Linked DNA regions of Mus musculus: region 2 is linked to region 1. A link is a loop called in an ENCODE intact Hi-C map of the cell type or tissue named here. Cell type or tissue: heart. All regions are shown on one strand. Each heading gives the region's core, and the rest is flanking DNA. Links, peaks and the distances in the headings are about the cores only.

Region 1 (4,378 bases), core at 177-4,176:
GCCGTCTTTCCTGGAAGCTGCCTTGCCCCCATTCTTCTTGGGTATTGCAGGATGTGGAGGAATGCCAAGTGCCACCCTTCCCCACCCTCCTGTCCTGCTCTGTCAGGGCAGTGTGTTCCTATCTCACAGGGAAGAGTTGGCAGGGGCTTTCTGGCATGATGATCAGGGTAGCAGCTGAACTTCGGTTCCTTGGGGAACCTATAAGTAGCCAGGGAGTGTCATGTGCCTGCCCTGGGCTGTGGCTCCTTCCAGCTCTCTGTACCTTCTTTTTGCACTAGGGTGGAGTTGGGGGCTGAGACATGTCTTGACCTGGAGTTCATTTCTTGTTCATCCTGGGACAAGAGTAAATGGGGTGGTACAATAGTTAGAGCCATAGGAAGAGGTAATCCCAGGTCTCTCACAGGTACCTACCTGTTCCTTTTTCATACCATAGAGTTTCAAAACTCAAACTGGCACTCGGCTTGTCTCCCTGACCCTGCTCCACTTCTGCACTGGGTTCCAGTGGCTTCCTGGGCTAAGAGCTTGGCATGTGGTGCCCCCACTGTCCCCCCAGGCCATAACTAATAGTGGCTTAACCTTTAGACAGGAGCTGACCCCGAGGTCCGGTTGAGTCCTGCAGAGGAGGCACACCAGCGACTTGAGAGGATCTTCACAGCTTCTGTAATGCCACCTCCCTTGTGTGTAGGGTTCCCAGTCCCTGGCCCTATTCTTCCCAAAGCTGGTGACTGGACAGTGTGTTCGCGTGTGTGTGTGCGTGTGCGTGTGCATGTGTGTGATAGCAGGATACTCCATGGCTATCTGTGAGCCCTCACAATGGCTCTTTGGTTGAAGAAAGGAAAGCTGAACTCTATGGAATATTGATACTGCCGACAGCCCAGGGCCCTGTGACCACACAGGGGCGCTTCATAGCTGGGGATCCCATCTCCTTCTCTAGCCCCCCCCCGTCTCCTACTTTGAGGATGCTCATTGGTATGATGGCCTGGCATCTGACAAGGCAGGAGTCAGCGTCTCACATTTTGATGCCCCGTGTCTAGACCCCTGTGAATATTAACCCTTCTCATTTCTAACAAGCAATGTCCAAGGCTTGCCTGGCTCCCATTTCTGCCAGCAAGGCTTTGGGGGGCTTTAAGTAACCAGAATGTAGTGTAAAGGTCAAGTCTGTCTCAAGGGTTGGGCACTTGACAGGTAGCTAGGGTTGGAGCTGGGAGGCCTCTGCTTGCAGTGGGGTCACTGTGCCTGCCCAGGTGTAGAACTCGGTGCAATGGGGGTTGGAATACTGTGACTTAGATTTAGGCTGTCAGTTCCCTTGTGTTAGCTCTGAAATGTAGCCTTTGGCATGGGGAGTGGCACCTCTGGGTTTGTGTCTGTCTGGTAGCCATAGAGAAAATGGTATCCTAGGGGGCAGGGGGAAGGCAGGAGGATGGGGCTACAGGCCTTGGGTGTTGTGAGATGGCCTGGCCTACCAGGAGTGTGGGAGAGCAAGACTAATCCAGGGTAGACTGAATATCCAGTCTAGGTCAGACTGGCTGGAGACAGAGTGTTGGATGCCTGTGTGCCACAAGGAATGACCCACAAGATCCTTCCTTCTGTAGGGTCTGATGATAACAAGAACCTTTCCTTTCTCGGTCTGACCTCTCCTGTCTAGCCAGCAGCCCAATCCTGGGCAAGTGCTCCTGACTTCCAATCTATATCAGGAACAGAGTGCTGGCTCATGCGTCTTGGGTTGTCTTCTGGAGGGGACCTGTAGTGGTCTCTCTACCTGTCTTCACCTTTTTCTCTTTCTTTCTTTGCTTGCTGCTGGCAGCTGGACCCCGAGGCCGCCTCTCCTGCCTACAGCCAGGTAGGGTGCTCCTGCCCCACCCAGGAGCCCTCTGCTTTCTCCAGTGACAACCCACCACCCCCACCCTGTACCTGGGCTGGCGTCTGTGCTCGGGCCTCCTGCTGGAGTGTAAGGCCTCCTTCCCTCTAGGTTCCCACTTTGTTCTGGGGTCTCCAGGGGAGCTGAGGTGATGCAGCTGTGGCCCTTGGGGGAACTTCGTGGCCCCAGCTTTGCCTCTCAGCCCCTGGAGCCCAGGGGTTGCTGCCCTGCTCACACTGGGTAAGGAAACCACCCAAAGACCTTTCTGCCCAGCCTGAAGATGAGACGGTCTCTGTCTCCACCTCCTGGTCAGTGTGAGGAACTTGTTCTCAGGCAGGCCATGACCCTCTGATGTCACTCACACATGGTCACAGAACATGCTCACTCAGGACAAAAGTTTCGCTTGGTTCATGTGCTTTGGAAAAGACAAAAACACTGGAGATTTATTTTTTTGAGACAGAGTTTCTCTCTATAGGCTCTTCTAGAACTCCCTATATAGACCAGGCTGGCCTTGAACTCAGAGCCTGCATCTGCCTCCTGAGTGCCAGGGTCACTCCTTGCTCAATCCTTCAAAAATTAAAAGATCAGAAACCCAGCATTTTAAAATTTTCTCACTTAGATAAACATTGACAGCTTTTTTTACGATCAACCTATTGATCTCCCTCCTTTTCAAATCTAAGGGATGTGACGAAGGTTATACAATATTTCTGCTTACGTGTTCTCGCCATTTTCTGATCCCTGACCCAGGGGTCAGTAGCATAGGATGGTGTCTCTGCTTCCATTTGGGGTCTCATGAGAAAGGGTGAGAATCTGGGGGTTGCCATCTGGGGAAAGTGTTGGAACCAGTGTAAGTCTGAGGGCTGGTCTGTGTCTAGGTGGCCAGCCTCCCTCAAGGTGCCATGACATTGTTGACATTTTGCAGCCGAGGAGCCCGATAACCATGGTATCTAGGTCCCCATTTTGGTCCCAGTTCCTCTGGTGCCACTGTTTCCTAGTTCAAGTGTTCTTATTGGACGGTGTCAGATCTGAGACACTCTGACACTCTGACAGTGCTTATGAATGCCTGTTTTGATTGGTGACCTCTGACCTCCCAGCCCTTTCACACCCACTTCTGTGCGCCCTGTCTTTGACCAGTCAGCTCTGTCCCATGTGCCCCTGCTGCCCTGTGTCCTCATGTGACACTAATATGCCCACTAGGCTTGTGCAGCTACAATCTTCCAAGTCAACAAAGGGGCCTCTGTGGACTGTGACTTGGAGGAGAAGGGCACTGTGCCCTTGCCACATAGAGCATCTTCAGGCTAGAGCCCAGGGCCTCTTATCACTCCATAATGCAGAGTTCTAGGATACAGGAAATGGCTCCTCCCATCTTAGGGGAAGAGCCCTTTTTTTTTTTGGCATGAAAGAACCTGTGACTGTGGCCCAGAGTTCAGGGCTCGAGTCAGGATGCAGATCTCACTGTTCCTGTGTGCCTGAACCCTCAAAGTTACAACCCTAATCTCACTGTCTTTGTCCTCAGTGTTCCTGGCTTCCTACCCTCCTTTCCTAACCTCTCACACGCCCGTGGCCCATGTCCCGTGTCTCCTACCTGACTTTTCCACTTGCTCAGTGGCTCAACTCGAAGCCCTTTCCTCCTTTGTATCCTCATTTTTCTATCCTTGTCTCTGATCTTTTAAAGCAATGTCTGTTTGTCCCCCCGCCCCCTCCAATAGGCCAAGACGGAAGAGCAGATTGCCGCTGAAGAGGCCTGGTATGAGACGGAGAAGGTGTGGCTGGTCCATAGAGATGGATTCTCCTTAGGTGAGTCTGAACATTGGTTATAGATGGTGAGACTTGAGTCAGAACTGGCATGAGGAAATGCCTCTGCCCCTGGTAAGGCCTGGTAGTGAGCAAGGAGAGGCTGGTGAGCCAGTGGGCTAGGAAACAGGATGAGAAGCCTAAGGAGAGCAGTAGAGCTGCCCAGACCCAGGTCCAACTAACCCTGTCCTGCAGCCAGCCAGCTCAAGTCTGAGGAGCTCAGCCTACCCGAGGGGAAGGCGCGTGTGAAGCTGGACCATGACGGAGCCATCCTGGATGTGGATGAAGATGATATAGAGAAGGTTGGAAGGAGCATCTGTCAAGGGAGGACAGAGGCAGGGCAGGCCTGTCCCCTGTGATGGAGTCGGGACCTGTGTCTTCATTGTCTGTCTTCCCAGGCTAATGCTCCTTCATGTGACCGTCTAGAAGATCTGGCCTCACTGGTATACCTCAACGAGTCTAGCGTCCTGCATACACTGCGCCAGCGCTATGGGGCTAGCCTGCTACACACCTATGCTGGCCCCAGCCTGCTTGTCCTTAGCACCCGAGGGGCTCCTGCTGTGTATTCAGAGAAGGTGTGCTCCTATGGCCCCACCCACCTGCCTTATCCTACCTTTCCGGTTCTCTACCCTTCCTCTTTTGTATCCACTGAATTCATAGTTGACCTCGACAGAAGAGTCCAAGGGCGGGGACAGAGGGATATCCTGTAGTCTTTAGTAGAGTTGA
Region 2 (4,378 bases), core at 84-4,083, 53 kb before region 1:
CAATTCTATCAAGGAGTCAGCCTTGTGTCTGACCCACACTAAGGGGTCAGCTGATGTAAGGGATTTTTATATTATCTTGTTTGTTTCTCCCTTGGCCCTACCAAAGTCAGATTATCTTAGAAGCATAGAAAAAAATCGTTAAAAAATGAAATGGGTATGGTGGTTCATGTCTGCAATCTCAGTACTCTAGAGGCTGAGGGCAGAGCTGTGTAGCAGGACCCTATCACAAAGAGAGAAAGAAAGAAAGGAAGGAAGGAAGGAAGAAAGAAAGAAAGAAAGAAAGAAAGAAAGAAAGAAAGAAGGAAAGAAAGAAAGAAAGAAAAGAGGAGAAGGAAGGAAGGAAGGAAGGAAGGAAGGAAGGAAGGAAGGAAGAATAGAAGGAAGGACAGAAGAGAACAGGAAGGCTGGAGTATAGCCCAGTTCTTAGTATGCTTGCCTGGCATGCATGAAAACCAGGATTTGATCTCAACCCAGCCTTCCATAAAACTGGGCATGGTGACCTACATGAGTAACCCAGCACTTGGGAGGTAGGAACAGGAAGATCAGAAGTTCAAGTGCAGCCCAGGCAATATAAATCTCAAAATCAATTATTACACAAATGGCCCCTTGGTAATGTGGGGGACATTCCTCTGGTATTTTCTGCGAAGGGGAGAGAAATGTTTTACTTTTCCATTCGTGTATGGCCAAGACGAGATGGTGGTGCAGACCTTTAATCCCAGCACTCAGGAAGCAGAAACAAGAGATCTCTGCGAGTTTCAGACCAGCCTGGTTTACATACAGAGTTCCAGGCCAGCCAGAGCTGCATAGAGGGACTCTGTTTCTTTCTTCCTTCCTTCCTTCTCCTTCTTTCTTTTCTCTCTCTTTCTTTCTTTCTCTTTCTTTCTTTCTTTCTTTCTTTCTTTCTTTCTTTCTTTCTTTCTTTCTTTCTTTCTTTCTTTCTTTGTTCCTTTCTTTCTTTCTTTCTCAGACACCGAAGGAACCTGGAAGCAGGAGCCAATGCAGAGGCCATGGAGGAATACTGCCCATGGCTTGCTGCCCATGACTTGTTCAGCCTGCTTTCTTATATAACCCAGGACCACCAACCCAGGGATAAAGGGGCCCTCCCCCATTAACACTAATTAAGAAAATACCCCACAGGCTTGCCTGTAGCCTGATCTTATGGAGGCATTGTCTCAATTGAGGCTCACTCCTCTCAGATGACTTTAACCTGTGTCAAGTTGAGGTAAAGCCAAGCAAGTACCCAGGCACACAAGCTGAGGTTCATCATGGGTGATATGTAGTCTATGGGTTTCCAAAAATGTGTCAAGACTTGTGTGCACCAATTATCATACAGAATAGTTTTACCACCCTAAAAAAAAAAAAAAAATCCCTGTGCTCTACCCTTTGTCCTTACCTCCACCCTAGCTCCTGACACCACAATCTTTCACCATCTCCATAGGAACCTCACTAGCTCTGCCCTTTCCAGAACAACATATAATGGGAATCACATAGTTTAGAGCCTTTCTGATTGGCTTCTTTCACCTAGTAATATACAGTAAGGCTCCTCTGCAACTTTCCATGGCTGGGTTGCTCATATCTCTTTGGCCTTGAATATTTCATTGTCTAGATGTACTGAAGTGATTTATCCACCTCCTGAAGCTATGTTCTATTGAAGATGCCACTTCCATGTTTTGGCAATTATGAATGAAGCTGTTAGAAAGTCATGTGCAGGTTTTTGTGTGGACATGATTTCAATTCATTTGTGTAAATATGAATTATATTTTTAAGAAACTATCTTACAGCCGGGCAGTGATGGCTCATGCTTTTAATCCCAGCACTTGGGAAGCAGAGGCAGGTGGTTTTCTGAGTTTGAGGTCAGCCTGGTCTACAGAGTGAGTTCCAGGACAGCCAGGGCTACACTGAGAAACTGTCTCAAAAACAAACAAACAAACAAACAAATTGTCTTATTGTACTTGTGTCATTCTGTATTCCCACCACCAAGCTGGTGTTTGAACTTGTAATTCTTCCCCCGTCTCGTGTTGGGGTCTGGAGTTGGACCTATGGGTGCTAAACAGACCTCTTAAAGCTTCCAGGGCTCACTCAAACTAAGCCATTGAGAGCCGGTTCCTTCCCACTTTGGGGTGTAGCTCTGGAAGTGCCACCCTAGGATTTAGCCATTGGCACCATCCAGCAGGGCTCTGCCTCTGCAGAGCCACTCTGGGAAGCGGCAGCCACCAAGATTCACATCTCTGAACAGCTCTATCCTGACCAAGCCCATGAATGTCCAGTGCCTGCCTTGGGTAGAATTCCAAACATTTAGCGCGTCCCTCTGGTGTCTTCCCTGGTCAGTGCAACTCAGCACATTACAGACATGCCCCGCAGTCTCCAGCGGCTAGCGCGGACAAAATCTCCAGGCATGGCCTCTGGGACATGGCCGCGGGGTCCTTGGAGTCCATCGCGGACAGTGTTTGGGCAGCGCTGGGCTCCAGCTTGGCCCAAGGCTGGCGGCGCGCCCTGGCATCAGACCGGCCGGCGTCTATGCCGCCAGCCGCCAGCAGGGGGCAGCCTTCGGTTCGCTCGGCTCGCGCGGGCGCGGGGGGGCGGCGCTGCGCCGCGCGGTGCTGCGCTCCAGCCGGGACCCGGCCGGGGCCGCTGGATGCCGCGTCTCCGCTCCTGCTGCCTGCCGGGCGGGCTCCGGCGGCCGGTGAGTGCGGGGCGGCCCCGCGGTGGTGAACCGGGCCCGGGAGGGTGGCGTGGTGAGTTCGGGCCGGCCGACGGGGCCCACGGGCTCCTGCTCCTTCCCTGTCCCCTGGAAACGGCGGCCCGGACTCCAGGCTCTGTCCCTGGCGGCGCCGCGGCGCTGGACAGCCCGGGTGGGGGCCGATCCGGAGCGGCGGGCAGGGAAAGCGCGGGGCCCTTGCTGGCAGTCTGGGCGCCTGCGGCGGGATAGGGTGGCCTTCGGCTTGGGAGGGCTGAAGGTTTAGAGGACCCAGGTGGCCCAGAGCTGCGGGATGGGGGCTGCAGCCTCGGGACTGGGTCGGGGGGGCATAGCGGGGCTAGGCCCGAGACCCCCCAAATGAAGCGAAAGGGGTGAGGCACTAAGGAAGACAGTGAGGAAAGCGAGCACCTCCGCCGAGTCCTTTATCCCTGCCAGCGGCCTTCACCCTTTCACTGCCAGGCCGACAGCGGGCTCCTCTCAAAGGAGCAGCTGCTAGACAGCTGGCAAAACAATGGAGACCCTGCTTCTCGGGCCCCCTGCTCTTGGGACAGATGATTGGAGGGTAGGCGAATGTCAGGCTAGGGGATTTAGCAGCGTAGGCTGCCCGGAGTAAATGGTTGCCCACTTCACCTTTCCCTGCAGGGGGTGGGGTGTGTGTGGGAAGGTAGGGCAGTCTGCCCCAGGCTTCTGGGAGAGAGCACCGACGCCCCGCCCTGCGAACCTGCCGTGCCAGTTGTTTCGCCAATGGAAGGGGAGGTGGTAGGGTCAGGTGCCCCCGCCCCTCCCTGTGCTAGAGGCACGCAGGTTGGTACCCAGCATGGCCCAAGGAGTGGGGTCACACTCCTGGAAGAGATAAGGCCTGTAGGGACACCCCACAGGTTGGGGCTTTGTTGTGGGGGTATCGCCCTGTGTCAAGGCACATGTGTCTACTGATTAGCCGGACAGGCAGCTGCCAGGATGAGCTAGAGGAGGCTGGAGGTGGGAAGGGAGGCCAGCCAACTTGGTCTTGTACTTATTTTGCCTGGTCTTTTAGCCCACGAGGCATGTGTTTGTCAGCCTTGTAATGTGCGGGGACTGCAGGAAGGTAGTTCCTGAAGCTGGTTCTCCTGTCTAGGGCCTTCCTGCCCTCAAGTAGTTCAACAAATGATAGAATTAGGGTTCATCTCGCTAATGCTCTTGGCTTGTTTGCATAGATTGAGTTTGCCTTTCTGTGACCCTGACATAACCGTGGCTGAGGAGGCCCTGAAAGTGCTCCTCTGGTTGTTGAGTGGATACCCTGGGGGAGTATTGGAAAGAAGGAAAAGTTCACCCCAGGACCAGGATGCGGGCATGGCCACCCTAGCAGGATGATGAGTCTAGTGGATGCTGATTCAGGCTTGCCTTGGCTTATGCTCACCAAATCTGGAGCCTTTTTTTTTTGAGCAGGTTGGTGTTCTGTTGCCATGGCAATAGGCCTGGCTAAACGGAGCTCCCACCCTTTCTGGTTCTGGGGCTACTTTCTATTTGGGGATATTGAAAGTTGCTCTCCTGAGGTCTCTAGCTTCCTGACAGGCCTCCTTGTCTCTGTCACAAAGACCGTCCACCTCCTCAGCTTCCTCTCCATCCTTTTGTGATGAGGCTTTTCAGGAAGGATCTTCCTGGTTGTTGGACAAGAAGACTTGGTTGGTTATATATAGTCTT

Evidence for each region. Hi-C counts contacts between places; a loop is a spot of excess contacts. Peaks named below come from ENCODE experiments on the same cell type or tissue, not always from the same donor. Only the 100,000 strongest peaks of a DNase experiment are listed, where the experiment ranks them.
Region 2: a loop joins it to region 1, with 5 times the contacts of the local background. A loop is called at or near these places in 6 of 42 quality-filtered maps.

Annotation. Positions count from the first base shown.
Region 1 is chr11:77,814,052-77,818,429 of GRCm38, forward strand. Myo18a (myosin XVIIIA) reads left to right here. Exons shown (of 41, transcript NM_001291213.1): 2 at 1,805-1,948; 3 at 3,568-3,655; 4 at 3,848-3,954; 5 at 4,051-4,227. Among named protein-coding and RNA genes, the nearest start is that of Gm36875, 25 kb to the right of the region's middle. In heart, for the core only: a CTCF peak has its summit at 2,175 (motif pointing left); a DNase peak (open chromatin) is centred at 2,050; H3K27ac peaks cover 408 bases.
Region 2 is chr11:77,760,697-77,765,074 of GRCm38, forward strand. It overlaps a transcript of Myo18a not described here. Among named protein-coding and RNA genes, the nearest start is that of Myo18a, 14 kb to the right of the region's middle. In heart, for the core only: CTCF peaks have their summits at 2,548 (motif pointing right) and 2,760; DNase peaks (open chromatin) are centred at 2,565 and 3,375; H3K4me3 peaks cover 2,025 bases; H3K27ac peaks cover 2,073 bases.